4 separate regions of the Homo sapiens genome follow, and regions 2, 3 and 4 are each linked to region 1. A link is a contact called in ENCODE Hi-C or POLR2A ChIA-PET data. All regions are on one chromosome and are shown on one strand. The core of a region is the stretch at or near the end of the contact, and the rest is flanking DNA. Distances in the headings are between cores, read along the strand shown. Region 1 holds the start of DDX39B-AS1 (DDX39B antisense RNA 1). Region 2 holds the start of PPP1R18 (protein phosphatase 1 regulatory subunit 18). Region 3 holds the start of MDC1 (mediator of DNA damage checkpoint 1). Region 4 holds the start of PPT2 (palmitoyl-protein thioesterase 2).

Evidence for each region. A loop is a pair of places that touch in the nucleus more often than their neighbours do. ChIA-PET counts read pairs that join two places held with the same protein, here RNA polymerase II (POLR2A). Pooled maps may share reads with other maps.
Region 2: a pooled map shows a loop between it and region 1 (7-fold over the local background). The contact joins the promoter of PPP1R18 here to the promoter of DDX39B-AS1 in region 1. A Hi-C loop is called at or near these places in 1 of 37 single-sample maps with no recorded cell type and 8 of 50 pooled maps. POLR2A ChIA-PET finds 5 or more read pairs at or near these places in 2 of 52 experiments (A549 and PC-9).
Region 3: a loop to region 1 is called in a pooled map, with 7 times the contacts of the local background. The contact joins the promoter of MDC1 here to the promoter of DDX39B-AS1 in region 1. A Hi-C loop is called at or near these places in 1 of 37 single-sample maps with no recorded cell type and 6 of 50 pooled maps. POLR2A ChIA-PET finds 5 or more read pairs at or near these places in 1 of 52 experiments (OCI-LY7).
Region 4: a pooled map shows a loop between it and region 1 (4-fold over the local background). The contact joins the promoter of PPT2 here to the promoter of DDX39B-AS1 in region 1. A Hi-C loop is called at or near these places in 1 of 168 maps with a recorded cell type or tissue (B cell), 1 of 37 single-sample maps with no recorded cell type and 11 of 50 pooled maps. POLR2A ChIA-PET finds 5 or more read pairs at or near these places in 2 of 52 experiments (HEK293 and activated B cell).

The regions. Positions count from the first base shown.
Region 1 is chr6:31,540,923-31,543,966 of GRCh38, forward strand. It overlaps DDX39B-AS1 (DDX39B antisense RNA 1), which reads left to right and starts at 1,382. Exons shown (of 2, transcript NR_133675.1): 1 at 1,382-1,474; 2 at 1,787-2,216. It overlaps DDX39B (DExD-box helicase 39B), which reads right to left and starts at 1,081. Exons shown (of 11, transcript NM_004640.7): 1 at 1,028-1,081. It overlaps ATP6V1G2-DDX39B (ATP6V1G2-DDX39B readthrough (NMD candidate)), which reads right to left. Exons shown (of 13, transcript NR_037853.1): 3 at 1,028-1,226. SNORD84 (small nucleolar RNA, C/D box 84) reads right to left here and starts at 256; the gene lies at 179-256. RefSeq lists enhancers at 511-1,710, 588-1,509 and a silencer at 823-1,738.
Region 2 is chr6:30,685,064-30,688,107 of GRCh38, forward strand. It overlaps PPP1R18 (protein phosphatase 1 regulatory subunit 18), which reads right to left and starts at 1,582. Exons shown (of 3, transcript NM_133471.4): 1 at 1-1,582. The coding sequence starts at 955. It overlaps NRM (nurim), which reads right to left. Exons shown (of 4, transcript NM_001384369.1): 4 at 2,986-3,044.
Region 3 is chr6:30,715,817-30,718,860 of GRCh38, forward strand. MDC1 (mediator of DNA damage checkpoint 1) reads right to left here and starts at 1,465. Exons shown (of 15, transcript NM_014641.3): 1 at 1,429-1,465. RefSeq lists enhancers at 114-861, 1,610-2,357.
Region 4 is chr6:32,152,674-32,155,717 of GRCh38, forward strand. PPT2 (palmitoyl-protein thioesterase 2) reads left to right here and starts at 1,468. Exons shown (of 9, transcript NM_005155.7): 1 at 1,468-1,731; 2 at 1,914-2,104; 3 at 2,357-2,510; 4 at 3,015-3,044. The coding sequence starts at 1,922. It overlaps PPT2-EGFL8 (PPT2-EGFL8 readthrough (NMD candidate)), which reads left to right and starts at 1,326. Exons shown (of 16, transcript NR_037861.1): 1 at 1,326-1,731; 2 at 1,914-2,104; 3 at 2,357-2,510; 4 at 3,015-3,044. It overlaps LOC100507547 (a long non-coding RNA gene), which reads right to left and starts at 1,692. Exons shown (of 3, transcript NR_037172.1): 1 at 1,616-1,692; 2 at 1,064-1,163; 3 at 129-499. It also overlaps a transcript of PRRT1 not described here.

The DNA.
Region 1 (3,044 bases), core at 132-2,631:
TATAAATTCTTGATCTGAAAGTAACAGTGAGGAAATAGAATAGATAATAAAAGGTAAAATACGACTAATAACTTAGTAAAGTGGAAAATGGAGATGACAAGTAGAGTCCTGAAAAGTCCTCAAAGGAAGACTCCGCTTTCCCTATTATAATCCCACCGTTATGGATGCCTAACTCAGCAGCCATCAGTCAAGGGTGATAGATGAGGGTCATCACTGCGCAAAGCGCTCACCTTTCGAAAAGAAAACATCATATGGCCGCCGTCCACCTCCCATAGCTCTCAGCCTCCCACTTCTCAGTATCCTCCCTTCCGCTGTTTAAGCAAGCCTTGTGTAATTAGCATGGGGGGGAGGGGCGGTGCAAGACAAATGGCTCGGCCACAAAAAAACAAAATTCATGTCTCCACCCTACAATAAGAAAGCTAATAGGTGACAGAGAAAGGCAATCCCCGCCCAGGCTTTAACAGGATCTTTACCAAGTGGTCTCACATCACTGTTACGCTACGAAGGTGAGACTCCTTTTGGAGAAACATACAATGACACCAATCGTATCGTAAACACTTGGAAGGCACTCCAAATTAAGTTGGGCAAGTCAAGGTGAGAAAAATCCAACTGGGCCCAGAAACCAGCTCCTCCTCCCAGTCCCACCGAGGGCCGAGAAAGAGCTCAAGAAAGGACAAGGAAGGTGAGAAGAGCCCCGCCCTCCGCAAATACCAAGACCAAGGGACGCCGAGCGCCGCCTCTCATTGATGCTGAGGCCTCCAATATGAGAAGAACCCATTGGAAGAAGGGAGCAAAACGAACACAATGGCGCCGAGGACACCATCTTGGATTGGGTCCCCCCTTAGCTTCCCTTCCTTCCCCCAGGAGCTCTTTGCTCTCGAAAGGGATGCAAGCTAAGGAAATAGCGAACCAACTAGGCCCCAGCGACCAGACCATCGCCTGTGAAAAGGGTATCAGGAACCCATGTGACGGGATGGGTGCGGAGAAGCGCAGATGGAAACGGATTGTAGCGAAGGCCAAAGCTTACCTAAACAGGGAGAGCGCGTATGGCGGCAGCAACAGCGACGAAGGAGGGAAATCTGCCTTCACTTCCGGTTGCAGGCTTCCCTCTACTCCAGCCTCCCGCCTTCTTGGCTGCAAGAGCGCAGGCGCAAGGGACCGGAAACAGGGCCTTCCGCGGTTATACAGATCCGTGCGCTCCAGGCTTGCCTTTGGAAAATGCCTGTCTGAAATTTGTTTTAAAACCGTTTCTAACTTCACTGCTACCGCCAGTAACAAAAGATATAAAGGAAACTAACGTCTCCCCCCCACTGTTATCTTTATTCTCTTATCCTACTCCTCTCCATGCCCCTCATCTCTTCGTTTAGGTTTTTGCCACGCAGGTCTTCTCTGTAGGCACCCCTCCATGGATGCGCGAGGAACGAGTGTGGCGAAGGCTGCGAGTTCCCACGGGGTCCTTGGCCCGGTAGTGAAGGTGACCTGAGGACTGCTGGGCACGCACTAGGAACCGGCAGGCCCTAGCTGAGGGGAGGGAGGAGGGAAGTCTCAGGGAACTGGATTGCTCGGGGGTGTTTCCCGACTCTTTCCCAGTCGTGGGGCTGGTGGGCGGTATTTTCCCAAAAGGATGCTGTCCGAGGTAGCTGATGCCCTAGGGCCAGTGAGTCAGGAAGGTGTTCTGAATCCGAGCGGGAAGACGGGGTCTGGATTCGGCCCCAAGTGTTAATAGTAGGGCTTGAGGGTTATACTACATTCCATTAATACTGTTTTTGTTTTTGTTTTGAGACAGAGTCTCGCCCTGTCGCCCAGGCGGGAGTGCAATGTCCTGATCTCGGCTCACTGCAACCGCTGCTTCCCGGGTTCAAGCGATTCTCCTGCCTCAGCCTCCCGAGTAGCTAGGATTACAGGCGCCCGCCACCACGCCCAGCAAATTTTTGTTTTTTTAGTAGAGACGGGGCTTCACCCATGTATGACCTCAGGTGATCCACCCACTTCGGCCTCCCAGAGTGCTGGGATTACAGGCGTGAGCCACCGCGCCCGGCCCATTAATACTGTTAATTCGAGCAGAATGTTCTTGGCCCCGCCCCAACAGCCCCATTGTTCAACCTGGATTTTTTTCCTGAATGAAACATTTGCTATCCCCGTCTTTGAGATGGGGAGCTACAAAAGTAAGACCTGATGTCCTGCTGTGTAATAAAACAACAAACGTTTGGCCCTCTCCCTGTTAACATACTTAATCATTTAATACTAAGGAGTAGGTACCGTTATTCTCATCTTATTGACAGAAGCGAAGCAAAGCAACATATCTCAAGCAGTACGGCTGGTGAGGTTACAGCCAGGATGCAAACATCTCTCATTCTCTATTGTATTCTGCCTCCCTGCTCAAAGAATCTGGTTAGTAAATACACTGCAGGTTACCTTATTGGTTCAAATTCTTGGTGAAGTAAGCTTGTCTTCAGTGACAAATGAAGTAACTAATTCAAGAATGGTGTCATAGAAGGTATTTTCCCAAGTATCATTTAATTTATTCAAAAGTATTTATCAACTGCCTCCCTTGTGCCACATGTTGTCCTAGGATCTGGGGACACAACGGTGAACAGCCCTGTTCTCACAGTGTTTACATTACAGGAAAGAAAACACATAAACACAAATATAATGTCAAGTATCGATAAGTGGTCAGGGTGCAGTGGCTCAGGCCTGTAACCCAACCCTTGAGGAAGCCGAGCCCGAAGGATTGCTTGAGCCCAGGAGTTTCAGACCAGCCTGGGCAAGTGAGACCCCATCTCTACAAAAAATTTTAAAATTAGCAAGGCATAGTGGCACTCGCCCGTAATCCCAGCTACTCAGGAGGCTGAAGTGGGAGGATCATTTGAGTCCAGGGGGTCAAGGCTGCCGTGAGCTGGAACTCCAGCCTGGGCAACACAGCAGGACCTTGTCTCAAAAAACCAGTAGCAGTAAGTGCTATGAAGAAAATGCAAGGTAAAGGGGCAAAGAGCACTTGCTCCTACACTCCAGCTTTTCTCTACAGTTGCGATCTATAGTCCTCA
Region 2 (3,044 bases), core at 332-2,831, 860 kb before region 1:
CAGGCCTCTGCTCTGCTGCCTCCACTCCTGCGGAACTGTTGCCTTGGGCCTCCCTTGTCAGGGTCTCGGACAGCTCTGCAGTCTCTTTTGGAGCTACCCCTGGAACTGGCCACTCTTCTTTTCTCCCACATTCTTCCGAGTAGTCTTGTCTTTCTTCTCCTGACCTCAGCCTCCACTCTGTTGCCTCCAGTTGTACCAAACTCTGTTCCTGAGACTCTCTGGAGTCAGGTCTCCATTTATGGGCCTCTGTCAGGCCCAACTTCTGGTAGGCAGATTCCCCTGGGCTCAGTCTACTTTCCACCTCTTTTCTCCTGGGGCTTTGCTCTCGAGACTCTGCTAGTCTCAGACTCCGCTCTGGAGTTTCTCCAGGACTCAGCCTCCATTTCCATGCCTCTGACAGTCGGGAGCTCCTGTCTCCCACCTCTCCTGGGCTTTGCCTCCAGTCCCGAGCCTCCAGAGGCCTCAGGCTCAACTCTTGGGCTCCCCCTATCCCCAGCCTCCTCTCTCTGGTCTCCCTCGGACTTAGTCTCTCTTCTCTTGACTCTCTTCCCTTGGGGCTCTGATCCCGCATCTCCCCAGGGCTGGGTCTCCGCTCCCGGGCCTCCAGAGGCCCAGGCTTTCTCTCTGCTAGCAGCTCTTCACTCCGTTGTTGTTGCTGCTGCTGCTGCTGCCGCTCCTGCCGGATGAATCGGTTCTGGTGCACTGGCCCGATGGCCTCCAGAAGGACCGCAGACTCATCCGGGTCTGGAGGTCCAGCCTCTACAGTCCCTAGCACAGGGCTAGGCTCCCCAGGGGACAGCCCAAGCTTGGCCCGGCGGCGCTCCAGGAGCCCTCGTTTCCAGGCTGGCATCTGGGACAGGCGCTCCCGTTCTGCTTTCTCTCGGCCTCGAACGGACGCCTCCTCCTGCCGGCGCCGGGCTAGCAGCTGTAGCTTCCAGTCTGGGATGGTGGCCATGGTCGTCTTGAGGTGAGGGTAGGGAGCACTGGGGACAGAGAACAGGAAGGAGAGGCTCCAGAGAGTGAGACAGCCCGGGGGTGAGACTGAGGGTGGGAGGAGAGGAAGTGGAGGGGGAGAGGTGGGACACAAAGCAGGGCAGAGGGGCTAAGGATGAGGACAGAGGGAAAGACGGAAGGCAGAGAACTGGGGAAATGGAAAAAGTGAAGAGAAGTTGTGAGCCCAAGTTGGGGGTGGTGGGGGTGATGTGAGAGGAAGAGTCCGGATTGGAGGCAATGAGGGCAGGAGCCAGATGTGGCAGCACAGGGTTAATGCGTATTAAAGACCGTCTCTAGGATGTGAGAAAGAGAGAGAAGGGCGAAAAGGAAAGTTGGCGTGAGGGAGAAGAGAGAAATGTGGCAGGGGTGAGGGGAACCTGGGTGCAGGCCAGGCTGCCTCAGCGATACCCCAGGGAGGCTAGTGTGGGAAGGAAGGACCAGGAATCCCTGAAAGGACCAGGAGGCAACGGGACCTGAGGGGGTGTTGGGGAGGCAAGGAGGGGCGGAGAGCGAACAGGTCTAGAGGAGAAGGGAAACCAGGGAAGAGGGGAAAGGAGGGCGGCGGCAGCAGCCGGGCGCGTCTCAGCGCGGGCCCCAAAGGTCCCGGCTCCGCTTCCAGCACCGCTCGGGCCACGCCTCTCCCCAGCCCCCACCCCTCTGCCCCGCACTCCGCCCCCGAGGCGGGTCGGGGGAAATAGCCACCCCCGAGACTTTCGGAACCCGGGCGTCAGGGCTGCCAGCGCGTTCCCAGAACCCTGGCGTCCACCCCCACCCTGTCCTGTCACCACCGCCTGCCTCCCCCACCGACTGCCCCACGCGACCCCAGAGTGCCAAGGGCCGGCTCCATGTCTCTTCTCCCCGGCGCCTGCAAGTCCTGCGCCCCGTCCCCGCTCTCATGAAGCCGTGACAGAGCCGGCCGTCTCCACCCCGCTGTAGCCGCACAGACTGACAATCTCGGCACAAAGAGGAGACAGCCAAGGTCCGGGCCAGGGACGGGAGCAAGGACAGGGGCGAGGAGACACCCACTCCCCAAGTCTGAGCCCCTCAGTCAACTCACAGGCCGCGGGACCCCCGGGGGAGGGGGTGCGGAGGAGCCGGGCGTCCAGAGAGAGGAAGAGGAGGAGAGAGGGACCGAGGGAGATCCGGAGACTGGAGGGAGGGGAGGAGGGAGGGAGAGGAGGAGGGAAAGAGGCAGCAAAGGAGGAGGGACGGAGACAGAGACCAGGGGGCCGGGCGGGGGCGGCGACCGCTTTGTCTAAGGACAATGAGGAGAGGGAAGGGGGCGCAGGGCGGAGCCGAGGAGAGGGCGGGGCCTAGATCCCTCCCACCCCGCGTGGGACTCGCTGCGGGACTGCCCTCTTCTCGCCCCAACCACTGGTCCTCCGCTCTGTCCCCAGGGGCCCTCACCAGCTTCCCGCCCGGACACGCCAGGTGTCCAGATCCCTTCCCCCAGCTCGCCGACCCAGGGCGGTGGCCCGTGACTCAGGCCCCTCGTGGGACTTTGGGAGGAAGCGGCAGCTGCTCCGAGCGGGGCCCGCCCTTCCCATCTCCTGCCGCTCCTCCCTACGCTTTTGCCTTCTCATCTGGGTCTGTAGGTCCAGCCTCTGAAGTCCTTTGTTTTGCGGGGTCGAGGGCAGCCGCCAGGCTGTGGGGGGCTTTGTGGATGGGCGGCAGGAGAGGCGCTCAGAAGCCAGAGGTTTTGGATGCTCCCTCCCCTACCAGAGCTGCTGCCCCGACTCTTTCTAGCTTCAACCTGTCTCCCTTGGGTCTACAGGTCGGCTGCCGGGAAAAAGGGGATTTGAAGGAATGGGAATGGGGACCCGGCCGCTCTGGCAAAGTGGGGGCGGGTCTGCGGGGGTGGCCGAACCCCAGCGGTTGCCAGAGGGCGTGGTGGCTGCCCAGACTCCAGTTCGGTGCTCCCAGGCTCCCTCTGGCTTTCTTTCCCAAACTCAGCCCTGTAGCTTGGGAGACACTGACAGACTGCATGCCATATGTAGAAAAAGGCTGACTTTTATTTTCCTGCAGAGCATCTTCCTCGGGAGAGCAGGGAG
Region 3 (3,044 bases), core at 215-2,714, 830 kb before region 1:
TGTAAAGTAGTATTACTATCTTCCATTTCTTCAGATAAAGAAACTGCAACATAGCTGGGTTAAGATTTTCAGATCTCCTTGAAACATACATAAGCATATATAAGGTTAAGACTTGCCCCAAATCACTCAGATGTCTCTCCTCTAAAATCTTGATGGTTTTTCGTGCACACAGAATAAAATCTAAACTCCTTAGCGAGACCCTCCATGATCTGAACTTCACATCTTGTAACGCCTACCCCTCGCCCGCAAAAGCCTATGGTTCAGCCAGACATTTTCCCCAGTCTTCGAACACACTGTTCTTGTCTTCCCACATCTTCATGCCTTAGCCCAATTCCTTGGCTTTTTCCCACCTAGTTTTCTGGTCCAACTTCTACCATCCTTTAAGATTCAGTTCAAATGTCACTTTCTTTCTTTTTTTTTTTTTTGAGATGGAATCTCGCTCTGTCGTCCAGGCTGGACTGCAGTGGTGCTATCTTGGCTCACTGCAACCTCTGCCTCCAGGCTTCAAGCGATTCTCCTGCCTCAGCCTCCCGAGCAGCTGGGATTACAGGCGCCCGGCATCACGCCTGGCTAATTTTTGTATTTTTAGTAGAGACGGGGTTTCACCACGGTCTCGAGCTCCTGACCTCAGGTGATCCGCCCACCTTGGCCACCCAAAGTGTTGGGATTACAGCAGTGAGCAACCGCGCCCGGCCTCAAATGTCACTTTCTCAGCAAACCCTTTCCTGGCGTGTTCCCTGCCTTCTCGTGTTCCTGGTGTATCCTGCCTGTTCCACAGTGGTCAATGGATTTGTGCTTACTCTAAGATCTCTCGCTATATTGTAACCATTACTTTCCATTTCTGCCTTCACACTCACCCACCTCCAGGACTGGATTAGGGGAACCGTGTCTTTCCCCTAGGGTCCATCATATTCATTCAATGGTTATGGTATACCTGTTTGAAGTATTTGGTATACATCTGTGAACCAAACATGAAATCGACCCTGCCCTCGGGAAGGCTCATCACCGAGCCTACTGATGAAGGAACAAATGAGATGGAAAGAAAATAGCATAAATGGAATTCACCTGAAAATATGCCACTCTAGAGGGAAACTGTTGACAGGTAGGGAAAGTAGGATGCCCCATGGATAAAGTGTCAACTCCGTCTTTATGACAGGCCAACTCAGCGGGTGCCCACCACGCTTGGCTCCAATTCAAAGAGCCACCATCTTTGGTCCCCACCTCAGTGGGTTCCCTTGTGGCCCGACGTCTCCCTGTGTCTTCATACCTAAACTCGGAGCGGGGCGCCAGGTAAGGATGAGTATTACAGTCCGAGAAGCGAACTTCCAAGTCACCTCCGCCCAGTCGCACCCAAGGTACGCCCCTCCCGCCTTCTGGGGGAACCAAGATGGCTCCCGGGGAGCCGTGGGCCAGGCCCCTAGAACTCACCTACTTTAAGTCCCCGCGCGCGCCACCAGTAACGGTCGCGACCCAGGTGGAGCGACTGCGTGTGCCGAAAAAGAGCTTATTTGCTGATTGGCTTCTGCCGCTGTCTTTCACAACCGCAGCCAGTCGAGCGGAGGCACACCCAAAGCCCCGCCCCCTTAGAGTTCAAATAGGTGGTGTCTCCCAGGCTGCTGAGATCAGTTAATGAGACGGTAATTGAAGGCCGCCGTGCGCCAACAGAATAATGCACGTCGATTGGGCAGCTCCAAGGGACAACCCACTACCGCTTGCCCGCCCACCACCCACTTCCCGCGCAGTTCCAAACCGCGACCAGAGAGTCTGGCGCCAGCTGCCGGCAACGGATAGAGGGGCTGTGTCATAGACGTCCGACGTGTCTGGTAAGGCCAGAGCGCCTTTCCTCGGTCCTCCTAGACATGGTGTCCGCTGACTCATGAGAAATGAAAGTGGGTTGCGCGTTGCAGTCGTGGCTGGAGGCTGCAGTTTGGAGAACAGCCCGTAGGCGTGGCAGTTCACTCCTGTTGCATTGGAATTTCATTTCCTTTTGATTTGGTTTGTAGTAGAAGTAATATCTTTCTTCCTGGGAATACGTCTCTGACGGACATTTTGAGGTCATTTTCTTAAATCCAAGATCCTAAAGATCTGTAGTCGAACAGAGAAAACTGGTTTGCTCTCTGTCTTAAAGGCTGTCCCCACCTTTCGAGGGGCGAGGGAAGGATCATAAAATCATTTATTTTTATTTTTTAATTAACTAATTTATCTATTTTTTGAGATGGAGTTTTGCTCTTGTTGCCCAGGCTGGAGTGCAATGGCGCGATCTCGACTCACCGCAACCTCTGCCTCCCAGGTTCAAGCGATTCTCCTGCCTCAACCTCCCAAGTAGCTGGGATTACAGGCATGCGCCACCACGCCCAGCTTATTTTTGTATTTTTAGTAGAGACGTGGTTTCTCCATGTTGGTCAGGCTGGTCTCGAACTTCTGACCTCAGGTGATCCGCCCGCCTCGGCCTCTCAAAGTGGTGGGATTACAGGCGTAAACCACCGCATGCGGCCATCTATATTTTATTTTTTGAGACGGACTTTCGCTCTTGTTGCCTAGGCTGGAGTGCAATGGCGCGATCTCGACTCACCGCAACCTCCGCCTTCTGGGTTCAAGCAATTCTCCTGTCTCAGCCTCCCGAGTAGCTGGGATTACAGGCATGCGCTACCACGCCCGGCTAATTTTGTATTTTTAGTAGAGACGGGGTTTCTCCATGTTGGTCAGTCTGGTCTCAAACTCCGGACCTCAGGTGATTCTCCCGCCTGGGCCTCCCAATGTGCTGGGATTACAGGCGTAAGCCACTGCGCCCGGCCTATTTTATCTCACAATAAGACATGAAGAAAATGGTAACTATAACACTTGCATAATTCATAAAGTCCTTTCTGTTGGTTATCTCAATTCTGTGCACAACAGTCAAATAAGCAGATTTTACAAACGAGGAGCTGGAGCCCTGCAAAGTTAAAGGACTTTCCTAGGATCCTACAGCTAATATAGAGACAAATTGAAACAAGTTATCTGATTGTGTATTTTGAGTTATTTCTACTCCCACAAAATGACTGTGT
Region 4 (3,044 bases), core at 218-2,717, 610 kb after region 1:
TCCCTTTGCTTTTGAGGCTGCTTAGAGTCTCTGGGCTGGTCAATGTTCAGATCCATTCCCTAAACCCCCCTACTCCCACCCACCACCTCCCACCAAGACGCATCTCCAGCTCCTGAGTCGACCTGCAGTACAGCGTTATTAGTCTTTTTATTTGCTTATTGCATCTTGGGAGCGCGTGGGTGGGTGAAGGGAGCGAGGATAGGAAGTCTATGGAGATTTACACCAGTTTTTTTTTTTTTTTAAACAAAAACACAGCCAGATAATTATTATTCTTCCCTTACGTCCCCCCAGCCCCCACCTGGGGCAGTCGCTCTCCCGGCTGCGTCCCTTTTCGTCCATGTCCTAGCAGAGACTACAGAGCAGTACAGAGGCTCTCGCTGAAACCAGTCCCAGGCTCCACAGAGTCAGATCACGGCTTCACACCAGTCGTTCTGGTCACTTAGGCGTTCGCGTGAGCGCTCAACCCCTTACCGCCACCTCATCGTCACTCTACACCATTCTGAGCGCAAAAATGTTTTGATTGAGACAAATTTAGACCAAGCAATGACCTTGTAAACAGAGAGAGGGGCTCAGACATGCTGAGAAATCCTTATCTCTAGAGAAACGTCTTTAAATGCTAAGTAAAAGCCCTAGCAAGTAAAAGCCCTGAGGCACTAGGGTGTCGGTTAGGGGTCACAGGCGGAGAGGTGGGGCGCCTGGGGGTTTCGGTAGGGAGCCACCCACAGATAACTCAGACAGCCAGATTCTGGGGGTCGTTCAGGTTGAAAGACTGGTCGAAATTACGCGGGCATGAGTCAGCGCATCCCTACGCGCCCTCCGCCCCTTGAGGGTGGGTCGCTTATAGGGAGGGGAGTAGAGTAGGGCAGGAGAAACTGGGCCAGGCTGCACTTAGCTCAAGGGGCCTCGAGGACTCTCTGCGTCTCTGGAGACAAGGGCACTACACGCACTTCAGAATGAAGAGTTGTAAGTCGCTGACCTGGGGCGGACTGGAGGGTGGGGTGGGGTGGGTGTTGAGGGGCACGCCCGGGCTGGCATCAGCCCTCCAGGCCACCCTGCCACTCACCCAGCACACGGCAAAATGCAGAGGACTACCTTTCCCTGGTCCGCCCCCTGGCCGCCCCTTGGGGAATGCAAACTTCGTGTTCTGCTGCGGAGCCAGACGCCTGTATTGGGAAGTGGGGAGAATCAAGGCGGGGAAATCGGACTTTTGGGTCGCTGGGGGCAACGAAGCCTGGAGAGGCCTTCTTTCCATTCCCAGAATATGTTTGCTGCTTTTTCCTCTCCCCACTGGCCTAAATGGATCGCTCCGCCTGTTTCCTCCCCAGCACCTAGGGCGCAATGGAATATTCCATTGCCCCTCCTGTCCTGGGTCTGTGTTGCGGGGAACGCTCGCGCGGTTGCCAGAGAAAGCCCCGGACGTGACGGATTTGCGCGACCCCAAGCAGCCCGCCCTTCCCCCTCCCATCCGTCATTCCCCTGCGCTCTCTTTCCTCACCCTTCCCCCCGCCACCGTGGGTTCCAGACTTGGGATAAGTAAACAGCGGGTGGAGCGAGGCCTACGGACCCAGGCCAGGTGGGAGTCTGCACTCTTCAAGGGGCCTGGGCTGCTGCTCACGGGTATTAAAGAACTCCGCGTTGTTCATGGCTGAGGCGATGCATTAGGAAGATCCTGGACCTAGAGAACAAGTCCCCCGAACGCTGAGTTGGAGGCGGGACTTCGGGTGCGCGTTGGTGCGTCAACGTGGTGGGGGGGTGTGTTTGTAGGGAGAGGGCTGGAGTAAGTTAAAAGTAGGCTATTTTGTGACACGGACCTGGTGTGGGAGCGAGAGGAGGTGGCTTGATTGCCGGGCGTCTGTTCCGAGGGAGGAGGGTGTTGCCATCTCCCTCACATGCCCTTATCACCCCTTTCTCAGGCGGGAGCATGCTGGGGCTCTGCGGGCAGCGGCTCCCCGCGGCGTGGGTCCTGCTTCTGTTGCCTTTCCTGCCGCTGCTGCTGCTTGCAGCCCCCGCGCCCCACCGCGCGTCCTACAAGCCGGTCATCGTGGTGCATGGGCTCTTCGACAGCTCGTACAGCTTCCGCCACCTGCTGGAATACATCAATGAGGTCTGGCAGGGGACACCTGGGTGCAGGGCGTTAGAGGCGTCTACTGTGGCAGGGGAGGGAGAGCGGGGAACTGAAAGCCACCCCTCTGGGCCTGCCCAGTTCCTCAGGGAGCTGGTGCTGGCGTGGGGGAGAGTTGGGGGACGGGATCCCTGGTTCTAGCAGGGTACAATAGACCTGTGGACGCGGGCCAGGGGGTGGCGTGTGGGAGCTTCTTAGCCTATCCCCGGTGGCTGCATTGCCCCCTTCCCACAGACACACCCCGGGACTGTGGTGACAGTGCTCGATCTCTTCGATGGGAGAGAGAGCTTGCGACCCCTGTGGGAACAGGTGCAAGGGTTCCGAGAGGCTGTGGTCCCCATCATGGCAAAGGCCCCTCAAGGGGTGCATCTCATCTGCTACTCGCAGGGTAGGCGACTCCCCTGCCCCTAACTCCTAAGCCCTATCTGAGGCTTGATCCTTATCTGAGGGACACTTCCTAGCGTCCCTTTTTCTGAACCACATTGCTCCAGGCACAACCCTGGTACCTGAGCCCTTCCTTTCTGACTTCCCTCAGCACCTGGGTCTCATCTCTGTCTTGAATGGGAGGGAGGCTCCCTACACTGCTGCCCTTTTGCTTCCTGTTACCCATGGTTCTTGGACATAAGGGCTAATGGGGCAGGTAAAAACATCCTAGAACTAGAGGCAGGAGGCCCAGCATCTAATTCGGGCTCAGTCACTTATATGATGTGTGACCTTTTGGCACAGGGTGTGCCTGCCTTCTGTAAGCCTCAGTCTCCTTTGTGTACAGTGTGTGTCTGTGTGTGTCTCTGTGTGTGTGTGTGTGTGTGTGTGTGTGTGTGTGGTGGGGGTGGGGGGTGCTGCTGGCTTTGCTGTCCTTAAGTGCCTGCCCAATGTGGTGTTCTGCTTACAGGGGGCCTTGTGTGCCGGGCTCTGCTTTCTG